Regions from separate parts of the Homo sapiens genome. Here region 1 is linked to region 2. The links are chromatin contacts, found by Hi-C or POLR2A ChIA-PET in ENCODE. All regions are on one chromosome and are shown on one strand. Each heading gives the region's core, a stretch centred on a gene start or an enhancer-like site at or near the end of the contact. The rest is flanking DNA. Distances are from core to core; before and after follow the strand shown. Region 1 overlaps LOC105375026 (a long non-coding RNA gene). Region 2 has its middle 37 kb from the start of MLN.

The links. Hi-C counts contacts between places; a loop is a spot of excess contacts on that map. ChIA-PET counts read pairs that join two places held with the same protein, here RNA polymerase II (POLR2A). Pooled maps may share reads with other maps.
Region 1: a loop to region 2 is called in a pooled map, with 4 times the contacts of the local background. The contact joins two enhancer-like sites. A Hi-C loop is called at or near these places in 6 of 168 maps with a recorded cell type or tissue (CD4-positive, alpha-beta T cell, CD4-positive, alpha-beta memory T cell, CD8-positive, alpha-beta T cell and 2 more), 5 of 37 single-sample maps with no recorded cell type and 14 of 50 pooled maps. POLR2A ChIA-PET finds 5 or more read pairs at or near these places in 12 of 52 experiments (CD4-positive, alpha-beta T cell, CD4-positive, alpha-beta memory T cell, CD8-positive, alpha-beta T cell and 9 more).

The regions. Positions count from the first base shown.
Region 1 is chr6:33,912,464-33,917,590 of GRCh38, forward strand. It overlaps LOC105375026 (a long non-coding RNA gene), which reads left to right. Exons shown (of 3, transcript NR_187841.1): 2 at 1,625-1,748; 3 at 1,994-5,127. Among named protein-coding and RNA genes, the nearest start is that of MIR7159, 16 kb to the left of the region's middle. RefSeq lists enhancers at 2,178-2,247, 2,388-2,537. Within about 2 kb of position 2,413, at least 3 of the 41 ENCODE cell types and tissues checked have a DNase peak (open chromatin) inside an H3K27ac peak, as active enhancers do.
Region 2 is chr6:33,838,064-33,843,635 of GRCh38, forward strand. No RefSeq gene overlaps it. Among named protein-coding and RNA genes, the nearest start is that of MLN, 37 kb to the left of the region's middle. RefSeq lists enhancers at 953-1,887, 1,584-2,783, 2,823-3,757. Within about 2 kb of position 2,153, at least 11 of the 41 ENCODE cell types and tissues checked have a DNase peak (open chromatin) inside an H3K27ac peak, as active enhancers do.

The DNA of each region.
Region 1 (5,127 bases), core at 1,163-3,662, 75 kb after region 2:
ACCCTCCATTCCTCCTCCCCTGGGCCTCTCTCCCTTTCTCCCTGTGAGATCTTCTGCTACTCCAGCCACAGGAGGTATAGATCCATTCCCAGAACAAAAACTGTCTGGCTGCTCCTGAAACACTTTTTCTCCTATGCACTACTGGCTCATCCTCATGCCTCCAGCTCAGCTTAGACATCCCCCTTGAAAAGGTCTTCTCTGAGTTCCTGTGGCTCCTGGGCCCATGCCCAAGGCTGCCCTGTCACACTGGTCCCCGTATTTTCTTCACAGCACTTATCATTGTCTGAATTTATCTCATCCACCTCTTCTCTTTGTTGGGTATCTCTCTTGCTTCCTTAGAAGGGAAGCTCCATGCAGGGTTGTGGTCATTCTCGACCATGTTGTGCCCCAGCTTCTAGAACAGGGCCCACATAGACAGTGGCCAGTGAGTATTTGTTGAATGGATGAGTGGGTGGATGACAGCACTTGGGAAGGCACCAAGTCTCAAGTGGGGTGGGATTGGGGTGGGGTCCTAGCAAACCTCCTTGTCTCTCATCCAGGACAGAATAGAGCTGTCCTGTGGGGGAGCTGCTCACTGGGGAGAGGGCCTGTTGGGCCCTGGTAGAAAATCCATTCTGGGCCTGGGCCGGCCACTGCTTGCCCCCTGACAGATGGTATGCTAAGCAATCTGTGAAATGGGATGCAACACAAGTTTCATTTGAGCCTGAACCCCCAGAGGCAGGGAGAAGAAGAACCAAAAATGTGTAGTCCTGCTCCCCTACCCAGGCACAGGCCTGGTGCCCTCGAGGGCCAGACAGTGCAGAGGGGACTCTGAGGGTGGGGGAGAGAGAGGCGTGGTCCCCGGCCTCTGATGGAGTGGGAAGTGTGGTGCTGTGCACAGTGAACCTATGGGGTTTACTAGACAGTGGCCTGTCTAGCAATGGGCAGCAGGGAGAGAGCAGGGTTTCCAGACAGGCCTTTAGTTAGGTGCCCAGGCACAGGCAGGGCTGTCACACCTGTCTGCCCCGGCCCCCGAGCATTTTGGGGATTTTGGATGGTGGCTCACCCTGACCTCTTTCCAGCTTTAGCACGAGAGTCCCAGCCCCATTTTCTTTCCTAGCTAACTGTACCATCACTGCCACATCAGGGCCCCCAATACAATAAGGAGTTAAAGGAAAAGAGGCTACCTTGAGATCCCCCTCTACCCGCCAGCCCACAGGGTTCCCCCACCTCAGAGTTCAGGAAGTATTGGTAAATGGAGGCAGGAGTGGGGCAGGGATCCTCGGGGGAAGATCTTAAGAACTTCACCATGGAATTAGCTGATGACACTGGTGTCTTTCTTCTAAGGGGTGCCTATCCTTTTTCTATGCTTGCTAGGGAGCTTGAATCTTTTCTTTTTAAGAGAGAAAATTTCTGGGCTTGGGAAAGAGGAGCCTCAAGCTGACACTGGTCTGAGTGGGAAAATTTGGGGCTGAAGTCCTTCCCTTGAAAATGTGTCTGCTGGGCAATGCTGAGCAAAATTCCACAAAGGAGAGAAAGGGTGGAGGAGGGCAGATTGCCCTTCACCTACCTCTGCGTCTTCTTTGCCTGCCCAGCCTTAGCTGGGCCCCACACCACTAATGGAATTTCCATCCTCATCCCATAGCATCCCCAAAGAACATTCAAGTCTGAGCCTCAAGGAGCCTCTGCGACTCGGTGTCTAGATCCAGGAAATGGAGAATGAGCCGTGACTTTGGATGCTTCACTCTTGTCCATCAGGCTCGGAATTGGTGAGCATCTCCCACATTACCGTCTCCAACGGAACAAGGTGCCCCATTGGACATTTCCTCTGCATGGACCAGCCATTCTCCAAATCTGCCCCCATGTCACCCCAGCTCCCCATCGCAGTCACTTCTCACTCCTTGTCCCCTGTCCCCCTGAGTGACAGGACTTTTGCCAGTTAGGTCCTGTCCCTGTTTCTGATCTTGGGTCCATTCCCCATGGTCCCTTTCTTGCTTGTGCCTTGGGATCTCAGGCCTGTTGAAGTAGGAGGCAGGACTCAACTTCAGACCAGATTGAAGACTGGCTGACACAGAAGAGGCACCAAAAGCACCTCTCTCTCCATAAGACATGCCCACCAGTGCCATGACAGTTTACCATTGCTATGGCAATGCCCAGAAGTTCTCACCCCTTTTCCAGACATTTCTGCATAATCTACCCCTCAATTGGCATGTGATCAAAAGTGGGTGTCAAAATGACTGTGGAACTGTCCCTGAGCTGCTACTCTTGACATGCTGGTTACAGGGTAGCCCGGCTCTGCAGGGACAGTCACGGAGCTGAAAAACTGCTGCCTAATGAAGCTGTTTTCTTCTACCACCGGCTCACCCTCAAATTATTTCCTGAGCGAACTCAAGAACCTTCCTGGGCTAAGCCCCAATTTTGGGGCTCGCCTGCCCCTGCATCACAGCTTCCTCTTCTGTTCACAGCTGCAACCGCCTACTCAACCTTCTGCGGTTCCTCTCCCTGCCCCTCCACAGTGGCTGCTGATGGGAGCTCTGGCTCCCTGCGTTTTCACTATCTCCCAGTCAAATGCAGAGTCCCTGTGCAATTTAAATGCTTCTCAGCTAAGAACAGAGAAGGGGATAGCATAAGGATATTCAAAAGATTCAAGAAATCTCAAAAGTGATCACAAAACATTTGTCTCTGACCAACCAGAAACATCGACGGGTGAGAAGGGCATTTCCTCTAGCTGAATTCTTCATGGGTCTTCAGGCTCTGTTTTCACTTTGGATTTTCTGGAGTCTCCTGAAGGTTACCTGAAATCTTGTTGGTCCTGAATATTGTATGTGGAGTCCCAAGCTGCAAGAAGTCAGTGGGGCTGGACGGGAGCCAAAATCAGAGACTCAAGCAGCACAGCTGGGCCCCATTGAAAGTGAGACCAGCTGTCCCAGTTGGAAGCTGGGGTATAGAGCTGGGGATGGGTGGAGGCAGTGACAGGCTCCATGTATTGGTCATTCAGACTCCCCAGTAGCCTCAGGACCCAACTCCCACAGGTCAGAGAAGACCTGGTGGAGGGCCTTATGCAAACCTCAGTGGGTGATGCAGGAGGGAGTTTTCTGAGCAGGAATGCCAACAAAAAAGGCCTTCAAAGGAAGGCCCTGCTTGGGACAATCCTGCCTCTTTATGGTCTGGTTCACAGGTTCCCCTGGGTGGGGTAATGGAATCCAAGCTAAGGTGTCTGACTTCAAAAGTTTTCAGAAATGCCACTTTTGTAAGCATCAGGGATTGGGTTTTCTGAGATGCAAAACATCTTTGTTAAGGGGTTAAAGCATCCTTAAGCTGTTTAGGTTTCTGGGGATACATAGACTTAGGAAGTTAGAGCAGGTGAAGTTGAGGGGGATGGGAACTAAGAATTAGCTCAAAATAGTCACCAATGCAGAAACCCAGGCACTTGGGACCCTGACAGTGGGGAAGGCAGAGGAGTAACTGTGGGGACTTGGGCACCCTATTAGCAGAATGGGGTAACAGAGAAGGCAAGAATTGCTTCCCAGGAGACTGGGCTGGGAACAGGAAGGGGACTAAAATGCTGTCCCTGGCTGAAGAGTGTGGAGGTATAGAGGAGCTGGTAGCAGGGCTCTGAATCCATACACGAGAGCAAGGACCAGTGGTTTCAGGGTGGGATAGGGCTTTGATGTCTTCATGGACTTAGGGTAATATTCACCACCATGGTGAATTCCACAAAGGAGAATTCACACAAAGGTCTCGGACCAGCCAGTTTCCATGTGAAAAAGCCATCTGGGAGCAAGGGAACAAACCCAGGAATACAACTGTATTGGGGGAAATTCAGCCAGACATAGGGCAAAATTCACCCCCAATATTTCATGTAGGTTCTTTTCTATTTTCCGTAAGTGTCGGCCGGTCTGAGAAATAAAGGGACAGAGCTCAAAAGAGAGAAATTTTAAAGCTGGGTGTCTGGGGGAGACATCACATGTCGGCAGGTTCCGTGATGCCCCCCGAGCCGTAAAACCAGCAAGTTTTTATTCGTGATTTTCAAAAGGGGAGGGGGAGTGTATGAATAGGGTGTGGGTCACAGAGATCACATGCTTCACAAGATAATAAGATATCACAAGGCAAATGGAGGCAGGGCGAGATCACAGGACCACAGGACCGGGGCAAAATTAAAATTGCTAATGAAGTTTCGGGCATGCATTTTCATTGATAACATCTTATCAGGAGACAGGGTCTGAGAGCAGACAACCGGTCTGACCAAAATTTATTAGGCGGGAATTTCCTCGTCCTAATAAGCCTGGGAGCGCTATGGGAGACTGGGGCTTATTTCATCCCTACAGCTTTGACCATAAAAGACGGCCGCCCCCCGAAGCGGCCATTTCGGAGGCCTACCCTCAGGGACACATTCTCTTTCTCAGGGATGTTCCTTGCTGAGAAAAAAAATTTAGCGATATTTCTCCCATTTGTTTTTGAAAGAAGAAAAATATGGCTCTGTTCTGCCTGGCTCACCGGCAGTCAGAGTTTAAGGTTATCTCTCTTGCTCCCTGAACATTGCTGTTATCCTGTTCTTTTTTCAAGGTGCCCAGATTTCATATTGTTCAAACACACATGCTCTACAAACAATTTGTGCAGTTAACGCAATCATCACAGGGTCCTGAGGCGACATACATCCTCCTCATTTTACAAAGATGATGGGATTAAGAGATTAAAGACAGGCATAGGAAATCACAAGGGTATTGATTGGGGAAGTGATAAGTGTCCATGAAATCTTCACAATTTATGTTCAGAGATTGCAGTAAAGACAGGCGTAAGAAATTATAAAAGTATTAATTTGGGGAACTAATAAATGTCCATGAAATCTTCACAATCCACAATTATTCTGCCATGGCTTCAGCCGGTCCCTCCATTTGGGGTTCCTGACTTCCCGCAACACAAGTGGAGAGAGAGGTGGCCTGACATTATGGCTAAGTTGATATGGAAGCATTCTGGTTTGTTCTAGAAAAAATGAAAGAGGTGGTGCAGGTAATCATCAGCTCCTGGTTCTGTAGCAAGGCTTTTGCTGCAATCCCAGGAGGTAGCAACCTAGGCTTTGGTTCTGAAAGAAGAGGGTCTACCTTCCTGAATCATTTTTAGGAGTCTGCTGATGGCCAGGCTTGGTGA
Region 2 (5,572 bases), core at 903-3,402:
GAGGAGTGGGTTGAAAGGTAGGAATGACAAGCAAGGGCCACATCTGAGAGGAGTCTCAGGGGATGGAGCAGCAGATCTCATAGACTGGGGAGGGGGCTGTGACACAGACAGGGAAGGCGGCAGGAGGCAGTAGTTTGCGGGCAGAGGGAGGAGGGGTCATTCCCTTGGAGACATCCTGAGTTGAGGCGATGGAGATGAGTCCTTCATTAGCTTTTGAGGCTCTGTGAGGCTCTGTGAGGCTCTGGCCAAGTCGACCCTGAAGTCAGACTGGGCTAAGATCTTCTCCAAGGCAGAGGAGCAGAGAGAGCCTGTCTTGTCTTCCTGACACATTGTGGAATGCAGCCTCCCTTTCCCGGGTCTCCCTGCGGATTGCATGCCAGGGCAGGCGGGTGTTTGGCCTGGAGTGTGTGCTCCCTCCCACCTCCCCGCCTCCCCACGCCTGCCGGAGTGGTAGTTCCTTCATCTTCCAGGAGCGGGGAGTAGCAGCAGATGAACTCTTTAACAAGCAAAAGGGAGAGAGCAGTTCCACAGGCAAGGGTTTCTGCTGAGGGAGCTGCAGCCACAAGGCCGAGCAGCTCCTGGGGTTGGCATCTCTCAACCCCTCAGTCCTGCCCTGGGCTAGCAGCCTGCAGGCAGGGCCCCCTGTCAGGGGGAACTGAGCCTCAGTGCACCTCACCCCAGCGAAAGTTCCCCCAGGGAACCTGCAGCCACAGTGTTTGTGTCACAACTGTATTTTGAAGAGAGGGACATTCTAGGTACTCCGGTTTTATTAATACAAGATGCTGGGATCCCCAGAAATTAGCTCAAGGAGAGACAAAGACTTCAGCCTCCCCTGAGAGCTGATCAGAGATGGCTGTGCTGACCCAGGGTAGGTAGAGACTGGGAGTGGGTGAGGTCCACCCCACCACTGACTTCCCCACTGGATGGAAGCCTCCGTGGCTGCTGGCTGCTCCTGTTATAAGAGGCCCTGTGAGAATGTAGGGAGAGCTGGGCTTCATCTCACAGCCCCTAAGATCCACCCCCACTCCTCTTCCCCAGACAGGCACATGCACGTGCATACGTGCGCACACACGCAGAGTCATGCACCTCGCTCTTCAGTCCTCGCTCCCCTTCCACTGCCCCTCCTGTGTTTACACAGCTTCCCCCCAGGCGAGGCCTTAACTGAGAGCAGTCAGCCCACACTGGCTGCAAAAGATGGGCCACGTCGGCCTGTGGGGTCTCTTGGGAATCTGGAATTGGGCTCTGAGATATGTGCTTGGACTCAGCATCCATTCCTTGCCTTCTGCTGCTGCAGAGGCTACAAAGCTAACAACAGTGTGGCTCCCGTGCACCTAGGGTTTTTGTTAATGAGCTAGGTTCTGCTGAATGCAGACACCCACATGAGGCCTGCAGGGCAGAAGTGAGGCAGAGCCAGCTTCCTCATCCGTTAGCTATTCGCCGGTGGCAGGTAGGCTCATGGACACACGAATTTTCCTTCATGGCATTCCAATGTCCAGGCACCAGCTTTATGGGGCCCAGACGTCATATGGTGGTGACAGCAGCTTCAGACGATGGATGGCAGCTAGAGTGGTGTGTTCGGTGGTGGCTCTGATTCCTCCCCTTCCTGATGGGGCCAGTTCAGCTGTTCCATACTCATTCCTGGGTGCAAGCCTAATGCCAACTGCTACAGCACCTCCAATGACTTTTTAAGCACCTAATTCCCCATGTTAATTGCCTCTCTGCTTCAAATCCCCACATGCCTTCTGTTTCCTGCACTTAAACCCTGATTGAAACAGATACAAACGCACTTTGTACAAACAGTCGGACTTTTAGCACTAATCTAACAGGTCATGAGAGGCCCAGGCCAGGGCAACCAGGAAGGGCTCCACAAAAATGAAATCGGGAGCACAGAGGTCTGCAGAGAGGGCCCCCCTACACACACACACCCCTCCCATGCAGAGGGGAGCTTTCTCCCTTCCTGATGCTTCCGCATTTGGGGTCCTGGGCCACAGGTAACCTTGTGTGACATGATAACATATAGGAATGTTAATTCATATTCCACGGCTCCTCTCCATCCCCAACCTTGGCCGCTTCCGTTCAGTAGTCAGCAGGACAGCTCAGCTGTAGTCTCAAGGAAGAGATGACTCAGCATAAAGAGAGAGACAGCAGTCTGTGCTTGGGTTCTGAGTTTCCAAACCCAGGCCTCAAGGGGAAACGGAAATGACTCATGTGGATAAACAGTTTGGTAGCTTGGGGGCATGTGGGATGACAGAGAGCAAGTGTGGCATCTTCCTCCCCTCTTCCACGCACACACAGAGGTTTCTGGATCCAGAGTTAAGGGAGAGGCAGGGGAAAGTAAGCAGGGTCTGGATAGTTTGGCCTCTCAGAAAGATGAGTCCTGAGGTTACCTGGGACCTTTCAGCTTGGCTCACTCTGCTACCTCATTGGGTTGCTCAAGGTCCCAATTCCAAATTCCTTGCATCTAATTGGCATAGCTCATCTTTTTCAGGCAGGTCCCAAGTCAGAGGTCAGGGCCAGGCTATGAGGAGATAGTCTGGCTCACGTGACCGCCTCTGGCCTAATCAGCTGTGGCCAGGAGCTGCGTCACATGGACTGAGGAATGGGGTGTCTGAGGCTGGGCAGGGCAAAGGCAGGGAGAGGGTTCTCCTAGAACGGGAACAGCTCCTGGCACGGAGAGACAGTACCTCAAGGCAGGGCCTGCAGGTTATAGGTGTTTTGGTGACTCCTTCACCTCATCAGTCTGTAATGGAGCCACTAAGGTGTCAGCTCCAGGAACTAGGAGTTGCGCCAGATGGAATATTTATTTGCTTTTGAATTCTTCCGTGTTGCAAGAAACTACTGCTTTGTTAAGAATTCCAGGTATTCCAGCTGTAAATTTCATGCTCCAGTCTCTGTTAATGCAGTGCAAGTTTGGGCCTGTCACCTGATTGTACTGTGCCTCAGTTTCCCAACTTATAAATAATACACCTCTTGGGAGGCTTCTGTGAAATTCATCAGCATAAAAATGCTATGGAAAAGCCTAAAGGAGACCCTACAAATGCAAGGAATGGTCAGTCCTCCTCCTCCCTGTCTCTCTTCCAGTTAGGTCCCCAGTCCCAGGCCCCCACTCCCATGCTACCCATGGCCCCCTCAGACCCTAGGTGGAGAGAGGAGGAGACCCCTTCACCCCTGGGGCAGGCACAGTGAGGGGCCCAGGCTGGGCAGGGCAGTGAGGTTCTGATGAGCCTTTCCTGTGATGGATGGCCCGCCAGCTGGAGCTGCAGTTCCAATTTGCTCCACATTTGGACAGCGCTTTACCCACAATTCAGCTTCTCAGGCCCACAAATCACTCTGCACAATCAGACCAAGGAGGCAGTGGGGAAGACAGGAGAAAGAGGTCCAGCAGCTCCTGGAGGACCCCGGGCTGGGGAGAGGGGCTGTGGGGTTGGAGTGCACACTATGTGAGGTCTGGATCCATCCTGGGCCCCCTTTCCTTCCAAGCCCATCTCCTGCAAGCTCTAGCCACCCCACGGTTCCAGATGGCATGCTTCATTGGGTCCTAGCCTTGTGCCCTCTTCCCAGCCCCCACTTCCCCCTGGAAACAAGAACAAGGATCCCTGCACTTATTGTCCCACTGCCCCAGACCATCTTCTGTCCAGCCCAGTGCAGCTCCAGCTATGTTGCAGAATCTCCAGGGCCTCCCACTGCCTCCCACCCCTCCATGGGACAGACCCACGCCACTTCCAGACCATAGAAGTTAGGACTAGTCAAACAGTCATTCACTCATCCTTTCACTTATTCCTTCCAAAAACATTGATTGAACATTCACTATGTCACAATGGTGAGCAAAACCTTGGAGCCCGTAGTCCAGTGACATTAACGAAACAATTAGAGAATTGTACAACTTCAAACCAAGACAGTGGCTGAGGAGAAAAAGATCCTGGGAGCAATGAGGGCATGGAAGTGAGGGGTCTACCAGGGTCTATGGTCTCTCTTAACTCCCTTCCTTTCAAGCTTTGTTTAGGCTCACCTCCTCCAGGAAGCCTTCCCTGATTGCTGCATCCATCTATTATTAATGGGTACTTCATGGTGGGTCTCTGGATTCAAGACCCTTCCGGTGTCTTGCCTTTCTGTTAAGTCCCCCATAGGTGAAGACACTCTGAATACACAGGGTCGGCCTACCCAAGTGTGGCCTAGGTACCACCAGTGCCTCCTCAGGACTCAGCTCAGAGGCTTTCTCCACCAGGAAGCCTTCCCTGGCATGTGACCTGGTCCTGGAGACCCTCTTCTGGCCTCCACAAGTCCCTGGACCCAGAGGGCATTGGCACTGCCCCCCTCACCTCCACCAAATGCCTCAGGGGCACCAGCTTTACTCTAGGGGATGCAAAGAGCTCTCCTGCAGTCCTGTGCCTGCCCCCTTCTTCCCCCATCTCTGCCCTCTGCTAATGATGATGTAGAGGCACAGAAAACAGGCTTTGATCTACAGTAGCTGCCTCCCTTCATGAAGGATTTCCCTGCCTCAGACATCCCTTTCCCTGGGTTGGTCTTGGTGTTCCGGGGTTCATCTCACCAAAGGCCCAGTGCTGCTGTTGCTGCGAGTGAACTGGGGAGGTGGCTCTCCCATCATCTCCACCCAGCCAGGCCCTCAGAGGTCATGCCAGTGAGGGAGTCAGGCCCCCTCAAACACAGGGGCTGGGCCCAGAGCTCATAAGGCTGGGGGAGCTGGGGGTGGAGAGAGGCGGGCTCAGTGGTGGCAGGGGCAGGCCTGAGGTGGCTCTGAGTGCCTGCCCATCAGCACACCTCTCTGCAGAATGGGTGGAGAGAGGCACCTGCACTTTCCCCCCTTGGAGTTACCAGAAGGTGGAGGAGAGAAGCAGAGAGGGAAGTGTGAGTGCTAGCAAGTTTCCCTGAACCTGGGGGGCTGGGAGGCAGATGCAGCCCATCACCCACCCTGGCGTGGCCAGAACATCCTCCTGATGAAGCTTCATAGTCAGAGTGAGCCCACTTTCAACTGCTCCAATGTGTTCGTAGACAAGAGCCACGTTGGGGACAACTGTTGTCTGTGGAGAGGAACTCACTCTAGGATCCTCAGCGATGCATTTTTTCCTGGTGAATTTCAACGAGGACTCCTTTGCCTGGCATTGATTTATGCTCCCAACCTTTCAGGCACTCATGGCTTGCATAAAGGGAGGGCTGCACACAGCAGAGGTGGGCCTGTTTAGCTGATCTCAGCAGAGCTCCGTCCGCCCACCCGATTGTGGGAGCTGGCAGGAGTGGGGAGGAGGCCGGCTCTCTGTCTGTCCTGGGGCCATGCTCACATGTCTGCTGCCCAGTGTGGGCCGTTCTGATACTCAGAGATCTGGGGGTTTGGGGAGAGGCAACAAGCCCGTGCATCTAGGAGGGCGCAGAGAAAAGCTGCCTCCAGCCCGGAGGCTCCTCTCTGCTCTTGCCTCTTTCAAGGCCCTCCCTTTTGATGACCTGTATTTTCATCTCTCCTCCCTCCCCTTCTGCTTCCCCCAGCCTCCTCCCAAGCCTCCCACGCCGGGCAGTCTCCATTCCCCTCGGCTGTTCCTGCCCATCTCTACCCTGCAAG